Regions from separate parts of the Homo sapiens genome. Here region 2 is linked to region 1. Evidence: read pairs that join two places in POLR2A ChIA-PET (ENCODE). Cell type or tissue: K562. All regions are shown on one strand.

Evidence for each region. ChIA-PET counts read pairs that join two places held together with the same protein. Peaks named below come from ENCODE experiments on the same cell type or tissue, not always from the same donor. Only the 100,000 strongest peaks of a DNase experiment are listed, where the experiment ranks them.
Region 2: POLR2A ChIA-PET joins it to region 1 with 5 read pairs; 16 of 35 experiments call an interaction of 5 or more read pairs at or near these places.

What each region holds. Positions count from the first base shown.
Region 1 is chr2:74,204,802-74,207,301 of GRCh38, reverse strand. It overlaps MTHFD2 (methylenetetrahydrofolate dehydrogenase (NADP+ dependent) 2, methenyltetrahydrofolate cyclohydrolase), which reads right to left. Exons shown (of 8, transcript NM_006636.4): 2 at 1,413-1,597. Among named protein-coding and RNA genes, the nearest start is that of MTHFD2, 7.4 kb to the right of the region's middle. RefSeq lists enhancers at 835-934, 465-1,044. In K562, no CTCF peak of the experiment used is centred here; a DNase peak (open chromatin) is centred at 951.
Region 2 is chr2:74,125,741-74,128,240 of GRCh38, reverse strand. It overlaps a transcript of TET3 not described here. Among named protein-coding and RNA genes, the nearest start is that of BOLA3, 21 kb to the left of the region's middle. In K562, no CTCF peak of the experiment used is centred here; no DNase peak of the experiment used is centred here.

The DNA.
Region 1 (2,500 bases):
AAAAAATTAGCCAGGCTTGGTGGAACGCGCCTGTAGTCCCAGCTACTTGGGAGGCTGAGGCAGGAGAATCGCTTGAACCTGGGAGGCGGGGGTTGCAGTGAGCTGAGATCGCACCACTGCATTCCAGCCTGCGCAACAGAGCGAGACTCCGTCTCTAAATAAATAAATAAATAAATAAGCGAGCTAATAATACAGCCAGTCTTTCTGGTTCCAAAATCCATGTTCTTTTTTTCTGCACCACACTACCTCCCAATGTCTTAAAATGCCATGGCTTGGCCAGGCACAGTGGCTCACGCCTGTAATCCCAGCACTTTGGGAGGCTGAGGCAGGCGCAGATCACCTGAGGCAGGTGGATCACCTAAGGTCGGGAGTTCGACACCAGCCTGACCAACATGGAGAAACCCCATCTCTACTAAAAATACAAAATTCGCCAGGCATGGTGGCCCATGCCTATAATCCCAGCTACTCGGTAGGCTGAGGCAGGAGAATTACTTGAACCCGGGAGGCGGAGGTTGCGGAGAGCCGAGATCACGCCGTTGCACTCCAGCCTGGGCAACAAGAGCGAAATGCCGTCTCAAAAAACAAAACAAAATGCCATGGCTTGCCATTATCTAGAGGTTTCTAAAGGCTTTCAATTAAAAGAGCAGGAGGCCTCACTCCTCAATAATAAAGAACAGAGAAAACCACAGGCTTACAGGCCAGTAACCCCACCCAGCCACGCGAGTGGTTTCACAGCCCTTCGAAGGAAAGGCCACCTGCTGCTCAGACCACAGGCCCACAGATGGGCAGGCAGAGGCATATCTGAGCCTGCCCACCCACCTCTTGTCCACAGAGACACAGTAATCTGTGGTACCGTGAGACCTAGAACACAAACCCCATCATCCAGACCTGAACTGCTTCTAAACTGCATGTTTGGCTTTAGAACCAATCGGTGAAGAACTTGAAAGCTATTTCCCAGAAGTCAGAGTCATTTCCTTCAAATCTACGACTGTGTTCCTGACCTCATCACTGAGGTCACCTAATACTGTATTGCTCAATCATGCCCCCTAAGCCTCTAAGGCTTTAAGCTGCAAACACTCAAACACCTCCACTGGAGACCCATTATTGCTCAAGGAAAGCAAATGTAAAATGCATTCAGGGTCACCTATCAAATATAAAGACTAAGAACAGAATGTAGCTTATATTCTTTCCAGAAGCCACAGAGAATACCAACCAGTATCTCCTGTCCTACTGTATAAACCCCGAAAGATATAGTCTGATTTCCTATGACAAAGTTTTGGGATACAGTTCAATCACATTAGCCTCCTCTGCTTGGGTTTCCTAATCAGAAAAAAGAAATCATAAATTAGAATGGACTTTGCCTCATATAAACCTCAACTGAACCGCAGTCGAGGTCTCAGAAGGACACATACCCACAACTGCAGCTGCCCTGGTTTTGTTGAGGACATAGGAGTGACTTGCAGGATTCTCGCCAACCAGGATCACACTCAGGTGTGGCCGTTTGTTGCCTGAGGCCACCCACTCTTCTACCTCCTGCCGCACTTCCTGCTTGATCTGCTGGGCCAGTTTCCTTCCAGAAATGACAACAGCTTCATTTCTGCAGAAGGCAACAGAGTCACAAAACCAAATAACTTGAATTTTTATAAAAACTAAAACTCTGCCAGGTGTAGTGGCTTATGCCTGTAATCCCAGCACTTCGGGAGGCCGGGGCAGGAGGATGGCTTGAGCCCAGGAGTTTGAGACTGGCCTGGGCAACATGGCAAAACCCTGTCTCTGCTAAATAAATAAATAAATGAATGAATATATCCAGCTACATATGGAGGGGGATAAAGTTGATAGAAATCATTATTATCATTAATTTGAAGCTCAGGGAGTTTAAGTGACTGACAGCGCTTGGTCAAGCTGAGTCTCACATCAGTCTGGGCTCTTAACTGCTACACCACCCTGCGCCCTGATCATTACTAAGTGTTTTACAGTTTTAATTTGCAATTGTTTGACCCCTCACCATGAGGTTAAATAGTTTTTCTTATCTGCTTATATGCCATTTGTAGTTCGTGTTTTGTCCCTGTTGTTAGCAGCCAGGCATGTATTTCAAATCATTTCCCAGTCAACTGACTTCATTTTTATGGTGGTTTAAATCGATAAATTATATTCTGTAGTTGAATAAACAAACAATATAGGCCGGGCACGATGGCTCACGTTTGTAATCCCAGCACTTTGGGAGGCCGAGGAGGGCAGATCACAAGGTAAGGAGTTCGAGACCAGCCTGGCCAACACATGAAACCCTGTCTCTACTAAAAATACAAAAATTAGCTGGGCGTAGTGGTGGGCTCCTGTAATCCCAGCTACTCAGGTGGCTGAGGCAGGAGAATCACTTGAAACCAGGAGGCAGAGGTTGCGGTGAGCTGAGATTGTGCCACTGCACTCCAGCCTCGGTGACAGAGCTAGACTCCGTCTCAAAAATAAACAAACAAACAAACAACATACTGGACAGGTCAAA
Region 2 (2,500 bases), 79 kb after region 1:
CATCTTGGCAAACATTAAATAATCACATTTCAGAAACTACACCAAGCGAAAAAAAAAATGCCTTGAGTTATGGACATCAGGAAGCAGTAGCTTTGCACAAAAAGGATGGGTTTAAGGAGAACACTGTTTGAGGTGAGGTTTGGTAGATTTACAAACAAGGTTAGAGAAGGCTTCTATACACACATTATTAACCTGTGACATTAAATATATCTCTAAAACTTTATAACTTTTCCTTTTATTTAACAGAACTGTTGGAAGAAAACAAACAATATTTTGACTAGAAATGGAAATTCCTGATGCTTTGGGAATTGTTTCAGTACTTTTTCTAATACTTTAGGCATTGACTAGAAGAACTGAGACTAGAAAATACTCTTGCCTGTTTAGTCAGTATCACGTATCTTCATCTGTTTGTTGTCGCTGCTGAAGCACACACTTAAAATAATCATCATACATTTATGCACACAACCCCTTCTCCCGTGCCCTATACAAACCTATTAAGCTATTTTTCCGAATCAAATTTGCACAACTTTAAAGAAAAAAAAAAAACCTCACAGAATAATGTGTTTTTCAAGGCAGGCATTTTAAAAGCTAATCCCAACTTGCCCCGTTTTAGGCTTTTACAGTGTTTAACTTGCTTTCTTGGGTAGTTAGTCTGGAAATGAGTTCATCATCTGATATAGGATGGCTGGATTTTAATATTTTCTGTCTCCAATTCGTTTGGTTAAATGCCTAAAGCTGGTAGTCTACTAGTGCTGAAGGAAGAGGGGAAGCATTTATGGCTCATTAGAACCAATCCCCATGGTTTCCAGGTCAGCTGATTTTCTCACTACAATACTTAACAGCAAGATGAGAGGCTTTATTAACATCATGTCAATAAAGCCATTAATAATTCAGAAGAAATTTTAATTACAAACTTAAAAGAATTACATAGTTGTAAATTAGTCTGTCACTAAGTAAAGACTACTACATTTCACTTTGGGAGACCTTGTAAAATGTAAGCTAACTCATTGCTGGAACCTTGAAACAGAGGTCATCCGGATCAACAAGCATGAGTCCGTCCCTTCTGCCAGCTTCTGATCCCCTCATTTGAGTTTATGAGATGAGCCAATAATGAATGTAGAGGCAAGCAGCTCATTTTTCTACCTAAAACTAAGTCTCAGCCTGACACTTTTCTTCTGACCCAGTTACAGCTGCTTCTCTGGTGTGTGCTTCAATCCTCTTCACTGGGCACCATTAAACACTGGACTTGGTAGCTGTCTATGCATGTGACCAATTTCACTATCCATCTTCTGGCTTCAGTGCCAATTTTAAGAATGCTAATTCCTACGTGGCCAGATTTCTATAAAGATGGCAAATTATTTTATTCTGGCTAAAATTAATCATATTATTAATATTTTCTAAAGTTAGCGTTTACATTTACTGCTTTAAAAAAATTCCAGGCTGGGTGTGGTGGCTCACGCCTGTAATCCCAGCACTTTGGGAGGCCGAGGCAGGTGGATCATGAGGTCAGGAGATTGAGACCATGCTGGCTAACACGATGAAACCCCGTCTCTACTGAAAAAATACAAAAAATTAGCCGGGAGTGGTGGCGGGTGCCTGTAGTCCCAGCTACGTGGGACACTGAGGCAGGAGAATGGTGTGAACCCGGGAGGCGGAGCTTGCAGTGAGCAGAGATGCACCACTGCACTCCAGCCTGGGTGACAGAGCAAGACTCCATCTCAAAAAAAAAAAAAAAAAAAATCCAGCAAATATAAAATTTAGGCCTAAAAGATGCCAATGATTTAAAACTCTACACAGATCTAAGATCAATGCCTATGTATGAGTGTAGCTACTGCCACGAGGCATTCTACTCATAGCCAGCCTAGGAAAGTGTGAGCTGAATACAGGTCCTATGCCAAAAAACCTCTGCCTGAAACAGAACTACAGACGTGAGAAGCATTAATAGATGTGCACTGTATTTATATAAGCTTCTCTTTTCAGCATTAAAACAGCTGATCTACTGTGTCAATCTGGTAGAGATCAGTTGGTGCCATATATAAAAACCAACAGGTTAACTGACCAAATTTCTCCAGATTTCAATTGGCTCTATGGGATCAAATAGACATGATAGGTTAATTATGATGAAAACAATAATCTTAACCATGTTTAAGAAAAAATACAAAATTTTAGTGCAAGTACTTATTTACTTCTGTACTCAAAAAGGGTGAGAATCCCAGCTACTCAGAGGCTGAGGTGGTTGGATCACCTGAGCCACAAGTTCAAGACCAGCCTGGACAATATAGCAAGACCCTTGCCTCAAAGAAAATTGAGATTTTAAATTTTGTTTGTGATTTTCTCTAAGTGAATAATGGTAAAATTTAACAAACTAGCATAGTTCAATTTACTGAGCTACAAAGTATAACATTCAGCTGGGCATGGTGGCTCATGCCTGTAATCCCAACACTTTAGGGGGCTGAGGCAAGAGGATTGCTTGAGGCTAGGGGTTTGAGACCAGCCTGGG